Regions from separate parts of the Homo sapiens genome. Here region 2 is linked to region 1. Evidence: read pairs that join two places in POLR2A ChIA-PET (ENCODE). Cell type or tissue: PC-9. All regions are shown on one strand. Links, peaks and the distances in the headings refer to the core of each region. The heading gives the core; the rest is flanking DNA. Region 1 holds the start of TRIM17 (tripartite motif containing 17). Region 2 overlaps IBA57 (iron-sulfur cluster assembly factor IBA57).

Evidence for each region. ChIA-PET counts read pairs that join two places held together with the same protein. Peaks named below come from ENCODE experiments on the same cell type or tissue, not always from the same donor. Only the 100,000 strongest peaks of a DNase experiment are listed, where the experiment ranks them.
Region 2: POLR2A ChIA-PET joins it to region 1 with 13 read pairs; 10 of 35 experiments call an interaction of 5 or more read pairs at or near these places.

What each region holds. Positions count from the first base shown.
Region 1 is chr1:228,408,897-228,418,469 of GRCh38, reverse strand. TRIM17 (tripartite motif containing 17) reads left to right here and starts at 1,609. Exons shown (of 7, transcript NM_016102.4): 1 at 1,609-1,931; 2 at 3,357-3,826; 3 at 4,578-4,673; 4 at 7,294-7,524; 5 at 9,059-9,081; 6 at 9,195-9,298. The coding sequence starts at 3,398. It overlaps LOC124904537 (a long non-coding RNA gene), which reads right to left and starts at 9,199. Exons shown (of 2, transcript XR_007066918.1): 1 at 8,736-9,199; 2 at 5,213-7,785. RefSeq lists a silencer at 2,041-2,150. In PC-9, for the core only: CTCF peaks have their summits at 1,889 and 2,090; a DNase peak (open chromatin) is centred at 5,639; H3K4me3 peaks cover 2,321 bases; H3K27ac peaks cover 3,180 bases.
Region 2 is chr1:228,175,808-228,185,380 of GRCh38, reverse strand. It overlaps IBA57 (iron-sulfur cluster assembly factor IBA57), which reads right to left. Exons shown (of 3, transcript NM_001010867.4): 3 at 3,124-9,573. Among named protein-coding and RNA genes, the nearest start is that of IBA57, 15 kb to the right of the region's middle. RefSeq lists a silencer at 6,239-6,533. In PC-9, for the core only: a CTCF peak has its summit at 4,940; no DNase peak of the experiment used is centred there.

The sequences.
Region 1 (9,573 bases), core at 697-8,696:
GACAGCACACAGACCCCTTTGTGTGTGCGAGTGATGAGAGACCACAGAAGAAACACTCTACCGAGTGAGCCCAGGGAAAGCCAGCCATCTATGCCTGTGGCCAGCTGTCTACACCCGCACACCCAGGAGATTGCAGAATGGTGCCTCTTAGCCTTCAAGGCCCTGTTTTCCTGCCTGTCTGCACCCCCTGTGTGGGCCAAGCCTTAGTTTCTTCATCTGTCCTCTCTCTCCAATCCCAGGACTCTGACTCAGGGCACGCAGGCCTCTGGCTCCTGTTCCTGAAAGCAGGAGATGAACCCTCCATGTGAAAGGTGCATCCCTCTACTGGAGGATGAAGCGTGATGACTAGGCGTGGGGACTCAAGGCCAGGAGAAATGGCCACCAGTCAGGACCTGGGCAGGGCTGGGGGCGGCATTTTGGCTGAAACCGTAAGAGACTTTTAAACCAGAGCAACTCCATCTTGTATAGAGGCTGGGTAAAATAATTCTGAGACCTGCTGGGCTGCATTCCCCAGAGGTTAGACATTCCAAGTCACAGGATGGGATAGGAGGTTGGCACAAGATACACGTCATAAAGACCTTGCTGATGAAACAGTATGTGGTGAAGAGGCCAGCAAAATCCCACCAAAACCTAGATGGCGACCAGAATAACCTCTGGTTATCATGACTGCTCATTATATGCTAATTTTAATACGTTAGCATGCTATGAGATACCCTCACCAGTGCCACAACAGTTTACAGATGCCAAGACAAGGTCACAGTTACCCTATATGGTCTAAGAAGGGGAGGAGCCCTCAGTTTCTGGAATTGCCCTTCCTTTTCTGGGAAACTCATGAATACCCCACCCCTTATTTAGCATATAATCAGTAAATAGCCATAAAAATGGGCAACCTGTAGCCCTGGGGGCTGGTCTGCCCATGGAGTAGCCACTCTTTATTCCTTTACTTTCTTAATAAACTTGCTTTCACTTTACTCTATGGATTTGCCCCGAATTCTTTCTTGCCCAAGATCCAAAACCCTCTCTTGGGGTCTGGATCAGGACCTGTTTCTGGTAACAAAACCACCTGGGGTGTCGGCAAGACCCACCCCGTCCCGCCTGGTTCTAGGGGACCTGACCTGCCAGGTGGTCCCTCCAAACTGGTCCGCCCACAGGATTGGGACGCCCCTCCCTGTACCCTCAGCCTGATGCTGACTGCCAACCATGTGGGCAGACCTGGCGGCTGACTGGCTGCTCCTGGGGACCCCCTTCATAGCTTCTCAACAGGCACTCGCTCCTGCTGCCTCGCCCCCACCCCAGCCCACACAAACTCCTCTCCATCCCCTACCCCGACCAACTTAGCCCCTCACCTAACCCTCCAGCCTGGGGCTCGCGTGCCCTCCCGCAGCCCCAACCCCAGGTTGAGAAGCCTCTTCCAATCCCACTCCCCCCACCCTGACGCTCGCCTGCCCGCCCCTAGCCCCACCAGCTGTCCCCATTCCACTCCCCACCCCCAAGTAACCCCCCAACTCCCCACCCTCCACACTCCCTTAACCTCCCCTAAAAGTCCCACCCCAGGCCAACAAGACTCCTCCCTTCGCTGGGCTGTGGACCACATCCTCCCCACCGCCCAGTCAGCACCCGCTGCGCCTGTCCCCGGCTCGTCCAGAGCCTTCCACCCCCTGCCGCCTTCCTTCCCCAAGCCACCCCCAACCTCTCCTAAGAGGCGCCGCCCCAGTCCCGGCCGCCGAACACTCCCTCGCCCAGCATTCCCCTCCCCCGCCGCCCCCCAGCCCCCGCTGACGCCACAAAGTCCCTAGGCCTCCCGACCCCAGGTCCCCACGCCCCGGGCCGGGCCGCAGCCTCCTGGGCTTCGTGGGGGCAGACCCAGCCTTTCCCGGCAGCGAGCGCTCGGCCAGGTGCACTAGGCGCTGTGCGGGCCCCCCTTCCCCGCGGTGAGTAGCCCCCACCCCGCCGCCTAGGCTACCCTCCTGTGGCGCCTGGGCCACGACCTAAGCCTAACCCGGTCCTCCTCGCCCTCCAACGCCCGGCCTTCCCGCCTCCGCCGGCCGCCGCGTCCCTGGAGGGGCTAGCGCGCTTCAACAAGGTAACTCTACCGGGACCCTAGCGGACCAGAGCGGGAAGGACAGCCATCCCGGCAGCCAGAGCCAGAGCCCCAGGCCCGCTGCCGCTGTCCCTGCCCGGCTTCGGTCAGGGTGGGCTGGGTGCCTCCGTTAGGGCTCTTGGGGGGAGTCGGAGGGCTGGCGCCGGGTGGTTGGCGTGCAGAAAGCTCCGAGAAACTGGACGTGGGACAGAGCCGGGGAAGTCTGAGACCCCTAGACGCCCTCGCTTTAGGGGATGGCAGAACGGAAGGGGAGAATCGTGCTTGCAGTGTAGACGCGATTTTCAACTCCTTCTGCAACTCGGTCCCCATAGCAACCCCGTGGCGTAGGCGAAAGTCTGTAGATCTCCACTGCGTGGGGTCGCGAGTGTTGAGATTGCAGGGGGCATCTATGTGCATGCTTGTGTGCCTGTGCGTGTGTGCGCGCGTGTACCTGTGTGTACATGCATGTATGTTTACCGATATGTGCATCTGTGCCTGTGTGTGCTGTGTTTGTGGATCAGTGTTTCTGTGCGTACATGTTTGTATTTGTGTGGTGTGTATGCGTGGGTATGCGTGTGTGCACATGCACGTTTGTATACATACATGGGTATGTGTATGGGTGTTCGTCTGTGCGTACATGCACACGCGTGTTTTTTCTGAACCCCACCTCACTACCGAATGGAAGAGAGCTTTTTTCCTCTGATAGCCCATCCCTTCTTCCTTTGGTGTACGGGGTTTTGTTAAAGAAAAAATTCTGACATTTGAAAGGCTCTTTAGTCAGGCTACTTGCAATGGGAGAGTTGCGCCAGCAAAGACAGCTGGGGATGTATGGGGGAGTTGGAGTGGGGATCTGGGTGGGGTCAGTGGATGGAAAGTGATTAAGGGAAGGCTCCAAGGGTAGGGGCTTCTCCCTAAGCTGACCTAGCAGGCTTCTCCAGAAAGGCAGGTTGAAGGCCTAGCCGGCAACGGTCTGTCGGGGAGGAGGAGCTGATGAGATGTGGAGCTGGGGGTAGCCAGCAGCAGGCGGAAGTGGACGGGTAGGGTCCAGGCCCAGTGGAGAGGAGAGGCGGAGGGGCCTGCAGAGCATTGGTCAGGGAGGGTCTGTGTAGTTTCTGGGGAGGCATCTGTGTCTGTTGTTGACAAGGCTAAAAATGATGACTCTGGACTCTCTAACTGGACTGCAGTCCTAGCCCTCCTCTGTAAAGGGAGGCTGTACAGGACGGTTGCACACTGCCGGCGCCCAGATCATCGGGCTGCTCCCTCCAACTCTCTCCAGAGTCCCTCAAGCGGGAACCTGCCTCGTGTCTCCCAGGAGCCATGGAGGCTGTGGAACTCGCCAGAAAACTGCAGGAGGAAGCTACGTGCTCCATCTGTCTGGATTACTTCACAGACCCTGTGATGACCACCTGTGGCCACAACTTCTGCCGAGCCTGCATCCAGCTGAGCTGGGAAAAGGCGAGGGGCAAGAAGGGGAGGCGGAAGCGGAAGGGCTCCTTCCCCTGCCCCGAGTGCAGAGAGATGTCCCCGCAGAGGAACCTGCTGCCCAACCGGCTGCTGACCAAGGTGGCCGAGATGGCGCAGCAGCATCCTGGTCTGCAGAAGCAAGACCTGTGCCAGGAGCACCACGAGCCCCTCAAGCTTTTCTGCCAGAAGGACCAGAGCCCCATCTGTGTGGTGTGCAGGGAGTCCCGGGAGCACCGGCTGCACAGGGTGCTGCCCGCCGAGGAGGCAGTGCAGGGGTACAAGGTAGGCCACATCGGGGCCCAGGTCAAGGGGCCGGGGAGGAGGCATCCAGGGGGACAAGGTGACCCAGATCATGGGGGAGGGAGGAGGTGTCCAGGGACAAAGTGGCCCGAGTCAGGGGCTGGGGAGGAGGCATCCAGGGGACAAGGTGGCCTGTGGCTGGGTAGGGGTGTCCCTGGGGACAATGTGGGCCTACACTGTATGATGCAGGCATTGCAAAATCTTACCTCTCCTCTCAGAGTATTTTGGGTGGCTCTGAGAACCAAACTGATTTGAGACAGATAAGCAGAAGCAAAGCACTGAAATTCATTCCCTGTAAGCTTTCCATGACCCAGGAGTCGCTCCCAAGGAGCCAGAGGCCCATGGAAGCATGTTAGAGCCAAACATGTACCTGAGGAGGATGAGGGTTAGTTTAGCAGGGTCCCTTTGCACAGATTTCTCTGGTTTCGGCTTTCCCGCCCTTGGTAAGAACATGGCTTTCCTCCTGGCCTAGGGCAGTCCTCTCTGGCATGGTGGCTGTGCCTTCTGCTCTTAGGAAGGCCGAGGGTCACAGCAATTCTTACACCTGCCCTTTTTTAAGTGCCTTCAGCTCAAAATAATCCAAGGTGGCACATTCTGGGTGACGTATTTTGATCCCCTGCCCCTCCTGAGGAGGGTCTCTGGGGTGGGTGCAGTTTCAGCGAGCACAACTGGACTCTAGGCAGGAGGTAGGGGGATCGCTGATCCCAAATCCTGCGGTTTGTGTGTCCCACAGTTGAAGCTGGAGGAGGACATGGAGTACCTTCGGGAGCAGATCACCAGGACAGGGAATCTGCAGGCCAGGGAGGAGCAGAGCTTAGCCGAGTGGCAGGTGGGTGCCCAGGGCTGTCCAGTCCCTTTCCTGCTGCTGCTCCATCTTCCTGCATTTCCACGTCTGTGTCTGCCCGTGGGGATATGCTGCCGCAGTGGCAGGAAAAGAAGAAAGTTGCCTCTACCCTTCTAGGTTCTGTGGCTGGCCTCAGAATGAAACTGACTTAAGACAGATGAACAGCAGAGAAAAAGATAAAAAGGCAATTTTAAATTACAGATGCACACATAGGGTGGAGAGAAGGGGCCTCAAAAATCAGACTCAAAGAGGCAGCCAGAGGGTAGGGGCTCAGTACCACAAAGGAGGCAGCCAGAGGGCGGGGGCTCAGTACCACAAAGGAGGCAGCCAGAAGGTGGGGGCTCAATACCACAAAGGAGGCAGCCAGAGGGCAGGGGCGTAGGTCAGCACCACAAAGGAATAGGGCTTGGGGGCCTCTGGGCTGGGGAGGCAGGTGATGTTGGTTAAGTATTTAAACAAGTGTCTCAGGTGAAGAGTTGTTTTTGGAACTCTCTTTCTGGTATAGATGCCTTGACCACTGGAAATTCCTTCATGAAAGGGCACTTTTTAATTTTTTTTTTTTTTTTTTTTGAGATGGAGTTTCACTCTTGTTGCCCAGGCTGGAATCCAATGGTGCGGTGTCAGTTCACTGCAACCTCTGCCTCCCGGGTTCAAGCAATTCTTCTGCCTCAGCCTCCCAAGCAGCTGGGACTATAGGTGCCCACCACCATGCCCGACTAACTTTTGTACTTTTAGTAGAGATGGGGTTTCACCATGTTGGTCAGGCTGGTCTTGAACTCCTGACCTCAGGTGATCTGCCTGCCTCGGCCTCCCAAAGTGCTGGGATTACAGGCATAAGTCATCGCGCCAGGCCAGGCACTTTATTTTTTTAGGCAGCTAATGGGGGAGGCAAACAGGTTTTCCTGCTTCTGCGGGTTCTCAATGGCCTTTAGTTAACCTTAATCCTAATGCCTGTCAAAACACAAAATTAAAACAGATTTAGAGATCTTTGTTGTTATTTTTTGTTTTTTTCTTGAGTCAGAGTCGCTCTGTGGCCCAGGCTGGAGCACAGTGATGCAATCATAGCTCACTGCAGCCTCAAATTCCTGGACTCAAGTGATCCTCCTGCTTCAACCTCCTGAGTAGCTGGGACTACAGGCACTTGCCACCAAGACCAGCTTTTTTTTTTTTTTTTTTTTTTTTTTTTGTAGAGACAAGGTCTTGCTATTGCCCAGGCTGGCCTTGAACTCCTGAGCTCAAACTATCTTCCCGCCTCAGCCTCCCAAAGCACTGGGATTACAGGCGTTAGCCACTGCACCCAGCTAAGAGAAAAGATTTATTTGCAAGGCCACTGAGTGAAGAGGAGGGAGAACAGCTCTTAAACCTGCCTCCCAAGTGATACAGCTTGGGAGTCTTTATGAACTACGGAGGCAGGGTGGTCCAGCAGGCCCATTCTGTGCAGGTGTCGTCGGGGTGCATGGCATTTCACAGGACACAGGTACCAGAAACGGCAGCCTTAGCATGATCTGAGGTTGGAAGTTTTGGCCCTCTCACATCAAAAGGCCACCTCGGGCACTGGGACAGGTCCACTTGAAGGGCAGATGGTCTCAACTGGTTTCAGCTGGACAGGAGCTGCCCCACATTCCTGAAGCGACCAGTCCCATGGTGACCTGTGAATATTATCTATAAAGAGCCAGTGAAGGGTGGGCGTCAGCATTCAGAGGCACAGCCTTCAGCTTCATGGAAAAAGGAAAAACAAAATAACAAAAAGCAATCAGGGCAGGCTGACCTGATCAGTGAACCCCTTGGTTTCATTAGCACCAGTGACTCCATTCTGGTTGGGTCTGGTCTTCTAGGACCCAGCGCAGGAGCCCAGTTCAAAACAGTGGCCCCTGAGGATCACCTGAGCCCAGGAGTCTGAGACAGCAGTGAACCATGATCATGCCACTGAACCCCAGCCTGGGCAACATAGCAAGACCCTGTCTCTACAAAAAAATTAAAAATTAGCTGGGCATGGTGGTGGTGACACATGTCTGTCGTCCCACTTCCTTGGAAGGCTGAGGTGGGAGGGTCACTTGAGGCCAGGAGGTCAAAGTTGCAGTGAGTTGTGGTTGTGCCATTGCACTCCAGCCTGGGCAACAGAGCAAGACCCTGTCCCTACACAAAATTTAAAAACTAGCTGGATGTGGTGGTGCATGCCTGTGGTCCCAGCTACTCAGATGACTTGAGCCCAGGAGGTCAAGGTTGCAATAAGTGCCACTGCATTCCAGCCTGGGCAACTGAGCGAGACCCTGTCTCAAACAAAACAAAACAAAAAACAATGGCCACCCATAAATTTTGTTTAACATGCCCAAGAGGCTTATCTGGGGGTGGACATTCTGAACCTCCTCAGAGCAAGGGTGCATGGGTGTTTGGATGTGTAGAAGTTGCAGTTCGGGGCTCGGAGGGTTACACTCAGTGTATCACAGGATGGCAGAGGTGGGGGCCTCTGTCACAGTTCCTGGTCCCCAACTAAAGCTCCAGTTGCTGGTGATCTTGTGGGTCACCAGGGCCCTGGGGAGAGGTGCCAGCATCCCTGGAGCTGAGCCACCTGCTGGCAACATGCTGGGCTTCTCCACTCCTGCAGGGCAAGGTGAAGGAGCGGAGAGAACGCATTGTGCTGGAGTTTGAGAAGATGAACCTCTACCTGGTGGAAGAAGAGCAGAGGCTCCTCCAGGCTCTGGAGACGGAAGAAGAGGAGACTGCCAGCAGGCTCCGGGAGAGCGTGGCCTGCCTGGACCGGCAGGGTCACTCTCTGGAGCTGCTGCTGCTGCAGCTGGAGGAGCGGAGCACACAGGGGCCCCTCCAGATGCTGCAGGTGAGCCAGTAGGCTTGGCAGGCAGGGTGGGATGTGAGCTCTGACAGGCATGGGCAGGGGGCGCTGGGCTTGGGGAAGAGGCAGCCAACGGGAAAGGGCTGTTAGCTCCCAGTCTGCTAGTCCTGGAGGCTGGGTGGCTGAGGCCAAGGTGCGGGCAGGCCTGGTTCCTCCTGAGCCTCTCTCCTAGGCCTGAAGATGCCGTCTCCTCCCCGCGTCCTCATGGCATCATCTCTCTATGCACGTCTCTGTCCTAATCATCTCCTTGTATAAAGACACCAGTCAGACTGGATTAGGGCCCACCCCAGTGACCTCAACTCCCTCCTTAAAGATGCTATCTCCAAACACAGTCACATTCTGAGGTCCTGAGGGTTCAGGCTTCAACCTGTGAATTAGTGGGGACACAAGTCAGCCCCTTACAGGTTCCAACCTGAGACAGTGTCCCCATTTCCTTCCAAGTCCAGAGAGGTGGCTTGGGACACCTGGCAGCCAGGTGTGGCTTTGGGACAGGGACTCCATGTCTCGGTGTGGAGGAGGTGCACTGTCCCAGGAGTGAGTTGTGTGGCAACGGCAGTGGGGAGGTGAAGCAGCCAGCCTGTCTGCCGGGACCAGCCTGTGTGCCATGGCCCTGGAGAGGGGGCTTGATTACGGCTGATAAGACGCCATCTCTACAAAAACTTAAAAATATTAGCAGGGCATGGTGGCGTGCGCCTGTGGTCCCAGGACTCAGGAGGCTGAGGCAGGAAGACTGCTTGAGCCCGTGAGTTCAAGGCTGTAGTGAGCTATTGCGCCACTGCACTCCACCCTGGGTGATGGTGAGATCACATCTAGGAAAAAAAAAAAAAAGGAAAAGGAAAAACAAAGCAGCCTGTTCACAACCCACTACATTGGTTTGCTGACCAACTGAGGGAAAAGCCCCTGCAGCTGGTAGAAGGGTGCTCCTATGAGCAGAGGGCCAAGCGCGCCACCTGCATGAGAGTCCCTGCCTAGAGTTAGGGTCACGCTCTGGCAACTAGAAATATGGCCTTTGGAAAACAAGTCCCTTGTAGCTTCCAGGCCAGAGAAGTAAACAGTGATCTCTTTAGGGAACTCTGAATCCCTAAAGAGGCTACAGAAAATCCCCAGGTGCCTCAGTCTCTTACCCACCCCCCTCCCTCCCCAAACTGCACCCAATTGCGCCCCCACCCCATTCCTGCTGAGTGGGCTGCACCCACCTGAAATGGGAGAGGAGGGTCAGTGTTGAGTGGCCACTTGCCTGGAAGGGGTCCCTCCGCCTCTCCTGAGTTGCAGGACCTCAGGCGTGTGGCCGTGGGCTGACAGGGTAGCTCAGCTTAGGTGAGGCACTGGGGGCTCTGGTGGTAGTGGGAGCTAGGGCAGTGGGGAAGGCTCAGGAGTGCCATGAAGCTCAATTGTGGGAAGGGAATGCCCAGGGGACAGGATGGGTCTTGCCCTAAGACACGGACAAGAAGGGAGCAGGGACATTGAGGTGAGCCAGGAGCTTGGCTCACTCCCCACCCTCCGTCCCTGTCTTTTGCAGGACATGAAGGAACCCCTGAGCAGGTATGTGGTCCCCTCAGGCAGGGGCGGGGGCAGTGGCAGCGGTGGGCGGGGGGGACAATAAGACTGTCGGGCCAGGGGAGTCAATAAGACTCCCCTGTGTGTGCCCACCGGAGGAAGAACAACGTGAGTGTGCAGTGCCCAGAGGTTGCCCCCCCAACCAGACCCAGGACTGTGTGCAGAGTTCCCGGACAGATTGAAGTGCTAAGAGGCTTTCTAGGTAAGTGGGCACCCAGGGCCAGGACCTCTGACCCAGGATCTCTTGGCGATGCCCCACTGTACCCCCTAGCCTCGGAAGCCACCAATGGGGGGGGTTCTACAAGTGCACTGCCTGGTGACGGTCACTGGCTATTCACTGTGCCTTCGTAGGGCGGCGTTACTGGTGGTTCTAATTCATGGGATGAATCTTGTTGAGTTCCCAGTGGTCTCTCTGCCCAGCCCCCTGTACCTTATTGCCACCAAGGCCCACACACAATTGGTGTGTGGAAGCATCAA
Region 2 (9,573 bases), core at 1,066-9,065, 230 kb after region 1:
AGGAGGCCAAGGTGAGAAGACTGTCTGAGCCTAGGAGTTCAAGACCAGCCTGGGCAATAGAGTGAGACCCCATCTCTACAAAATCAAAAATTAGCGGGGTGTGGCACCTCATACCTGTAGTCCCAGTGACTCAGGAGGATCGCTTGAGCCCAGGAGGTTGAGGCTGCAGTGAGCCAAGATCACACCACTGCACTCTAGCCTGGGCAACAGAGCCAGACCCTGTCTCAAAAAAATAAAGAAATAAAAAAGACATGCTAAACAACGAGAATTAAATGAACAATCCAATTAGAAAGTGGGCAAAAAATGGCCAGGTGCAGTGGCTTGTGCCTATAATCCCAGCACTTTGGGAGGCCCAGGCAGGCGGATCACCTGAGGTTAGCAATTCGAGCCCAGCCTGGCCAACATGGCAAAACCCAGTCTCTACTAAAAATACAAAATTAGCCAGGTGTGGTGGCAGGCGCCTGTAGTCCCAGCTACTTGGGAGACTGAGGCAGGAGAATCACTTGATCCTGGGAGGCGGAGGTTGTAATGAGCTGAGATTGTGCCACTGCACTCCAGCCTGGGCGACAGAGCAAGACTCCGTCTCAAAAAAAAAAACAGAGAGAATGGGCAAAAAACGTTTCGCCAAAGAGGATGTACAGATGGCAAGTAAGCACATGAAAAGGTGTTCGGTGGCATTGGCCATCAACACAATACAAACTGAAATCACAGCATGAGGTCACCACACTTAGATCAGAAGGGGGAGAACCAAAAAGCAGTGACCACCCCATGTGCTGGGGAGGACATGGAGAAACCAGATCACTCACACACTGCTGGTGGAAGGTGAAACCAGACTGCCACTCTAGAAAGCAGCTGAGCAGTTTTTTACAAAACAGAACAGGCAGTTACTATATGGCCCAGCAATCACATTTCCAGGCCCAGAGAAATGAAAACGCATGTTCACACAGTAAATTGACCATGAATATTTATGGCAGTTTTAGGTGTAACAGCAACAATTGCAAACAACCCACGTGTCTTCAGTGCTGCCTCGACCGGCTTGAGCCACCAGCACACTGATTTTCCCACAGTCCTGGAGGCAGGAGTCCGAGATCAAGGGGGCAGGACTGGTTCCTCCGAGGCCTCTCTCCGCAGCTGGCAGCCCCTGCCTTCTCCCTGTGCCCTCACTTGGCCTTTACTCCCTGTGTGCACCCCAGGGGGTCTTTTTGTGTGTCCAGATTTCTTCTTTTTATCAGGACACAGTCAGATTAAATTAGGGCCCTCCCATATGACCCCATTTTAACTTAATCAACGTTTGTGAACATCGTATCTACAAACACAGTTACATTCCGAGTCCCTGGGGATGATGGCTTCAGCCTGTGACATTGTTGGGGGGACATGATTCAGCCCAAAACAAATGGGCAGATGGGCAAAGAGACGTGGCTCACACCCTAGGAAAAACAACTCAGAAATAAAAAGGAACGAACTACGCAACAGCTGGAAGAGAGCTCCAGCACATGTCCTCGTGCCAGAGGCAGCACCTGGATGACCCCACGGATATGACGTTTCTTTTTTTTTTTTTTTTTTGGAGACAGAGTCTCACTCACTCTGTCACCCAGGCTGGAGTACAGTGGCACGATCTTGGCTCACTGCAACCTCTGTCTCCCGGGTTCAAGCAATTCTCCTGCCTCAGCCTCCTGAGTAGCTGGATTACAGGCGTGCGCCACCACGCCCGACTAATTTTTGTATATTTAGTACAGACGGAATTTCACCATGTTGGCCAGGCTGGTCTCGAACTCCTGACCTCAAGTGATCTGCCCACCTCAGTCTCCCAAAGTGCTGGGATTACAAGTGTGAGCCACCATGCCCAGCTGGATATGATATTTCTGAGATGACAAAATTCTAGAAACGGAAGATGGGCTATGGTTGCCAGGGATTAGGGATAAGATGGCGTTAGAGACATAGGTGTGAAAGGGCCACACAGGGATCTTCCTGGGGATGCTAAGCAAGATGGGCGGAGGCTAAGTAAGGCCACCGGATGGCATCAAAGTCCATGTCCTTGTGTGAGACTGTGGTGTTCTGCAAAGACTCACTGTTAGGAAAAGTTGGGCAGAGGGAACAAGGGATCGCTCTGTATTATTTCTTACAACTATTATGGCAACAGCAGTTTCTCTTTTTTTTGAGACAGGGTCCCCCTCTGTTGCCCAGGCTGTGGAATGCAGTGGTGCGATTGTACAGCACTCCAGTCTTAACCTCCTAGGCTTAAGTGATCCTCCCACCACAGCCTCCCAAAGTGCTGTGATTAGGATTAGGGTTAGGTGGGGATTAGGGGGCATGAGCCACCATGTCCAGCGGGCAATAAAGTTTCAATTAAAAAACAGCAACATCTGCAGCCCAGCACGATGTCCTTAAAAGACCAGAAACACAATCAGCACACACCTGTCCACAGCTGGTGAGGCCAGAGGGCAGGTGTCCACCCCTCAGAGCCGTTTTCCCCAAATGCCCTTCTCCAGCATGTCCGGGTGGCCCACACATCTGAGCTCCCAAATTCAGGACCCTCCAGACTGCCTACCCCCAGCTGGGCATCCAACTGCTATCCACACCTCCAGTGCCCTCACACGCCCCATCCCTGTCTCCACCACAAACACCCCACCCACCACACACCCCGTCCCCACCATACAAACCCCGTCCTCCCCCACACACCCCATCCCCCCACACACACCCCGTCCCCACCGCACACACCCCGTCCCCACCGCACACACCCCGTCCCCACCGCACACACCCCGTCCCCACCGCACACACCCCGTCCCCAGCACACACACCCCGTCCCCACCGCACACACCCCGTCCCCAGCGCACACACCTCATCTCCCCACCACACACACCCCGTCCCCACCGCACACCTCGTCCCCACCACACACACCCCATCTCCCCACCACACACACCCCGTCCCCACCGCACACCCCATCCCCACCGCACACACCCCGTCCCCACCACACACACCCCGTCCCCACCACACACCTCGTCCCCACCACACACTTCCCGTCCCCCCACCACACACCCCGTCCCCACCATACACACCCCGTCCCCACCACACACACCCTGTCCCGCTTTCCTGCTTCATTTTTCACCATAGAGCCCGTAGCAATAAAATATACTGTGTACTTTATTTTCATTGGCTATAAGCATTCAATACATGGTTGAATGAATGAAGAAATGAATGAATCAATGAAAGATGGACCAGAGCTCAGCCATCTCCCAGTTTTTCTTCAGCAGGACCCCCTGCTATTATTGTCCCTGAGAACTTCTCACTGAGAGAGTCTGACATAAAACAAAATGTATTAATCCTTCATTTCTCCCACAAATGCCGATGCGCACAAACTAAGCTAGCACCATCGCCAGGGAAATCAAAGACGGGGACACTGGAGATGGTCAGATGCCCACAGCCCAGACAGTCACAGTCCTAGCTTGGGCTCCCTGCCCCAGGGTTGGCACGTGGAGCACTGCCCTGGGTCTCCATGGCCCATAGCCAGACAGACCCTTTTTCTTACTTTTCTCAAACCAAGGTGTTCACCCAAGACGTTCAAAATTTAAACACTGAATCTCTAAATGGAAACTAAGAAGACTGACAGCACCAAGCGCTGGCGAGGACGCAGTATGACAAGAACCTGGCACACTTCTGGTGGGAATGTAAATGCTGCACTCACTCCGGGAAAATGTCTGGCAGTTCCTAGCAACACTGAGTTTTCCTGCCCTGTGGCCCAGAGCTCCACCCCAGGGGCTTACCAGAAAGACAGGAAAATGTATGTACACACAACCTGTGCAAGTGTGGAGATGCAGAGACCCCTGAATAAGAACAGGCAAACATTCCTTATTCCCAGCTTGCTAAAGTAAGGGAATCAGTCGCCATCACTCATATTGGGTGGAGATGCCCAGGCTGGCCAGAGGAGTGGGAGAGCTTCCAGGTGAGACAGGGACGGCTCCAGGTGAGCCCTGATGGAGTCTGTGGCCTGGGGAACTAGAGGCAGCTCACAGGAGTGGGCCTCCCATGAGATTGGTGAAGGAAGTGTCTGCCTCCATTTGTGCTGCTACAAGAGAATACCTGAGGCTGACTCATTTACAAGGAACAGAGGTTTATTGGCTCACGGTTCTGGAGACCGGACAGTCCAAGATCCAGGAACTGGCCGACTTGGGAATTCCACCTCCAAGATGGTGCTTTGAACACTGGAGGGCAAGAGAGGCACAAGCGGGCTGGACTTACCCTTTCATAACATTAACTCCGCCCTTGGAGAGTGGAGCCCTCACAGCCTAATCACCTCTTACAGGCCCCATCTCTTAACACTGTTAGAATGGCAATTCAATTTCAACATGAAGTTAGCACAGTGCCTCATGCCCCAATCCCAGCTACTTGGGGACAAGAGTTGAAGACCAGCATTTAAAAACAAAAAATTTTAAAAATTAGCATGCACCTGTGGTCCCAGCTACTCAGGAGGCTGAGGTGGGAAGATCACCTGAGCCCAGAAATTCAAGACCAGCCTGGGCAATGCAGTGAGAACCCCATCTCTACAAAAAGTAAAAAAAAAAAAAAAAAATTAGCTGAGTGTGATGACTCACACCTGTAGTTCCTGCTACTCAGGAGGCTGAGGCAGGAGAATCATCTGAGCCCAGAAGGTTGAGGCTGTAGTGAGCTGTGTTTATGCCACTCCACTCCAGCCTGGGCAAGAGTGAGACTCTGTCTCAAAAAAAAAAAAAACACTCCCAACTACGATTTTGAGTTTGTTCATTTCTCCTTGAAGGACTGGCTTTTAAATTCCATGGTCTTCCCTCTATAGTTTGGAAGATATATTTCCATTCTTTTAGAGATTATCTGAAAACTCTGATAAGCCTTGTAACAGATGCTGAAGTCAGTGTCCGTGCCCTCCTTCCGACCAGTAGGGGGACTTTAGAACACTGTAGGTTTGGGCACCTCTCTCCCAACTCAACATGTGGCATCTTTTTTATAAACTCCAAAAGTAGGCATTCTAAGTAGAAGCTTCTAGATGTGGTGTTTTAGACATGCCCACAAATCCACCTTCCTGCCTATTCACTCCTTCTTCCATCTCCAGCTTCCCCACAGGATCCCTCGCCAGAAGCCCAGACATGCCTTAGACGCTCTAGGCTCTGCTGGCAGCAAACTCCGGAGTGAGGGCAGTTTCGTGGTATGAAAATGCGTTTAGCCCTCTTTTTTTTTTTTTTTTTTTTTTTTTTTTTGAGACAGAGTCTCATTCTATTGCCCAGGCTGGAGTGCAATGGCACAATCTTGGCTCACTGCAACCTCTGCCTCCTGGGTTCAAGTGATTCTCCTGCCTCAGCCTCCCGAGTAGCTGGGATTACAGGAATATGCCACCACACCCAGCTAATTTTTATATTTTTAGTAGAGACAGGGTTTCACCATGTTGATCAGGCTGGTCTTGAACTCCTGACCTCAGGTGATCCACCTGCCTTGGCCTCCCAAAGTGCTGGGAATACAGACGTGAGCCACTGCGCCTGGCCCCTCATTCTTGAAAGACGGATTTTCTGGGTACACAATTCTAGGCTATCACTATTTTCTCCCAGGACTTTGAAGATATTATTTACTATCTTTCTGGCTTCCACTGTTGCTTTTAATCAACTACTTATTTTCTTCTTTCCAGATAATCTCTTTCTTTTCTGCCTTAAGATCTCTTTGTCATGAGATTCTGTACTTTCACCAAGACGTGACTGTTTGGGTAGAGCTTTTTAACTATGCTGCTTGGGAGCTGCTGGTTCCTGAACCTAAGGAGCAGGGGCTCCTGTTGGTTTGGGAAAGTTCTCAGCCGTATTTCTCTGAATACTTGCCTCCACCCCATATTCTCTTTCCCCTCCTTCTGGAATTACTCGTAAATTGCGGATGTCATACTAAACTCTCCATCTTCTTGTCTCATCCCATCTCATATTTTCCAGCTCTGTCTTTCTGTGCTGCACTTTGGGTCATTTCTTCAAACAGTTCCCGATTCTTCAGGAAACACATCATGGAATATTTTTTAGAGTATTTTATTTTTATTTCAACAAGTTCTCTTTTTAAAATCTGCTTGGTCATTTTTATAGTCTCTTGCTTCCTGTGCATAAATTGTTTTCTTTAAATATATTAAACATCCTCATTCCATGTGATGTGTCTGCTTACTCTAAGATCAGAACATTGGTGTGTGTGCTTCTGTCTGCCTTTCTGCTGGGCCTTGTTTATGGTACTGTGTGTGTGTGTTGACAATTTCTTTCCTGTACCTTAGGATGTTTTGGTATCTCAAAAAAAAAAAAAAATTCCACCTTCTGGCTGGGAGACTGCCCCTCCCAGGCCAGCCAGTCCTTACAGATAAGGGCCCAGCTGGGTGTGCGCGCCTCCGCAATGCAGCCTCACCAGTCCAGAGCCCACCTCTATCTGGCCAGAGCACTCTGGCAGCCAGGGACCACTCCTACAGCTTGGAGCCCATGGAAATCACTCCAGCTGGCCAGCCGCACATCTGCCCTGCCTTGCCTTTCCTGGGGAAGTGCCAGGAAAGGTCTAGCAGAGGCTCTCCCAGGCTCCTGCCTCTCCTCTCGGGCTGCGCTTGACTGACCGCCTCATACAAGAACACAGAACAGGGAGCTTGTCTCCTTGGGGATTAGAAGATGATGATGATAATGATTTTACAATGAACGTATACTTCTTAGGATGTTTTCTATCTAAGGCCTGATTTGGAGGTGGGTTTCTCACAGTTTCTACACTGTCTGCCGGGCTCTGGAAATACTACCAACTGCAACTTCTCTTCTTTTTTATTCTTTCTTTGTTTTAAGACAGGGTCTTGCTCTGTTGCCCAGGCTGGAGTGCAGTGGCACAATCACAGCTCACTGCAGCCTCAACCTCCTGGGCTCAAGTGATCCTCGCACTTCAGCCTCCCGAATAGGTGGGACCACAGGTGTGGACCACCATGCCTGGCTAATTTTTTTTTTTTTAAGAGACAGAGTCTTGATATGTTGCCCAGGCTGCTCTCAAACTCCTGGGCTCAAGCAATCCTCCTGCCTCGGCCTCCCAAAGTGCTGGGATCACAGGCATGAGCCACCACACCCGCCCATATCTGGCTTTGAAAGGAAAATACAAGCATGCTTTCCTAAAGATGCACCATATACACTGTGTTAAGTAAAACAGCTCAGAAACAGACAGTCAAACACCACACGTCCTGCCTCATAACCAGGAGCTGCCCAACAGGCAATGTGGGCTCAGAAAGTGGAAGGCGGATGTGGGGGACTCTAACGAGGGGAGGCAGGAGGTGTGAGGGTAAGAAGCCCAGACTGCACCACCATGCACTATACCCACATAACACAACTGCACCTTATGCCTTGAATTCACACACACACACACACACACGAACTTCCTATGTTTTTACAACACAAACTAAAGCAGACAGGAAAAGCAGTGTGCAGTTTTGGAGCGGCTACACCAGCTCTCAGCAGATCCCAGTGTTCCTGAACACAAAGCTCTGACCCTGCCGATGCGCTTTAGGGCCTGCTTCCAAGGTCCTAAAGGCCAGGCCTTTCTGAGAGGACTAAGGACATTTTGGTGAAAACTGATTTGGTTTGTATGACAGAGGGGCTCTTTTGTTGACTGACACTTTCCTTTTTAAAGACACAGAAGAGGCTGGGCACAGTGGCTCATGCCTGTAATTGAGACCATCCTGGCCAACATGGTAAAACCCCATCTCTACTAAAAATACAAAAATTAGCCGGGCATGGGGCATGTGCCTGTAGTCCCAGCTACCCAGGAGGCTGAGGCAGGAAAATCACTGGAACCTGGGAGGCAGAGGTTGCAGTGAGCAGAGATTGTGCCACTGAGCTCCAGCCTGGCCAACAGAGCAAGACTCCATCTCAAAAAAAAAAAAAAAAAAAAAAAAGGACACAGAAGAACACGAAATGTGTTTGATCTGAACCAAGTATTTTGAGATCCTGACACCTGCAGAGACCTGAAGACACTGAGGGGGCACAGGATGGCTCAGGCGGCACCTCACTCTGGAGTGGAGTGCTTCCTTCCTGGCTCACCTCCTAGCCCTCACCCAGCCACACCCACGGGACAGGCTAGGATGCTCCCAGATGCTGCAGCACTCAAGGAGGCCCCACTGGAAAAGCCAGGCAACTTCAGGCAGATGACAGAGCCGGGACACTTTGAGCTCGAGGCACAGACCCTCATTCCAGGGGTGCATGCCCCTCATGCAGGAGACACCAGCTCTTGGTGACACAGGCCACAGGCACCCACTCCTGGCTGAGCTGGAGAGAAAACTGGCTGGGAAGCTGATCAAATGTCTCCATGCCAGTTTAAAGCAGCAGCCAGTGGGGCTGAAAAGGTTGCAGGGATGCTGGTCTGGAATCCATCCTGCGCTGGGCGCTTCCAGACCATGACCTGTCCAAGAGGGGCTGAAGGCCACCGGCTCTCAGGACCGCAGGGGTCAGGGCCACCTAGCTGTTTCCTTGCCCATAGGAGAGCTGACTGCAGCGGGTGAGGCTGGACGGCCCCTCTCTTCCCTCCAGCTGCAGCCGCTTCCTCCCGTCCATCCGCTCTACACCCTCCTCCTGGGTGATCACAAACTACACTGCAGCTCAGAGCTGCCTTTAGACCCCTGACCCCAAAACCGCCATGGCTGCAGATTTCTAGAGAGCACCTGTGGCCCCCCAGGATGGCGGCACAGGCTCCCTGCCTGCTTGGCCCTCTGTGGCCACCCTAACGTCCAGCTTGGTGGCCCAAACGCCTGCCCCCCAGGCCCTGCGCCCTGCAGCCGACAGCTCACAGCCATGGGGCTGTCCTTTGCAGACTCGGCACCCACGTGCCCAGCCTGGGCCTCTGAGGCCTCCCCTGCTGGCCTGCAGCCATGCCAAGTGCTTCATCTGGTAGGTCTGGGCGTTCTCAAAGGAGCGCTGTTCCCGGGGTCCAGTCAGCCAGATCACAAAAACTAAGCCCCCACCTCCCTCTCCCCCAAATGAAACCAGAGCTCCCAAGGGGCTGCCTGTGGCTCACTCTTTAATAGATGCCCTGAAACATAGAGCTCACACTTCAGTGGGAAGGGGGAAGCCAGTGGGTGAACAGGAGGCTGTGCCCCGTGACTGACAGCAAGTCACTCTCACTGCAAACACAGGCTATGCCAAAACCCAGCACACACAGGCAGAACTCTGCCCTGCTGGCTCCTGAGCCCTGCGCTGGCCCCCACCCCACGCTCCTGGAGGGCTCTGAGGAGGAACAGAGGTGGGGAAACATGGGAGATGGGCACAGCCTTCCACAAGCCTCCAGCATGGGATACCTAGTGGCTCATCCCTGTGTGCTTCTCGATGTGTAGACACCCACATGCCACCTGATCCAATGCCCCAGACCCCTCTAGACCACGCATAGCCCCACCCTGAGACATGCTGGAAGCAAGCACAGTGAAACAACTCCCAAAGCCCGAGCCCCAGCCTGCAGACCCTGGACACCACCCCGCTTCCAGGCACAGGGACCAACCCCCCATGAGGCTCATGCCAGGCAGAGTGGGGTACAAGGCCCGGAAGCTGCCAGTGCTGGCCAGAGACACCGTCCCGTCCTCCC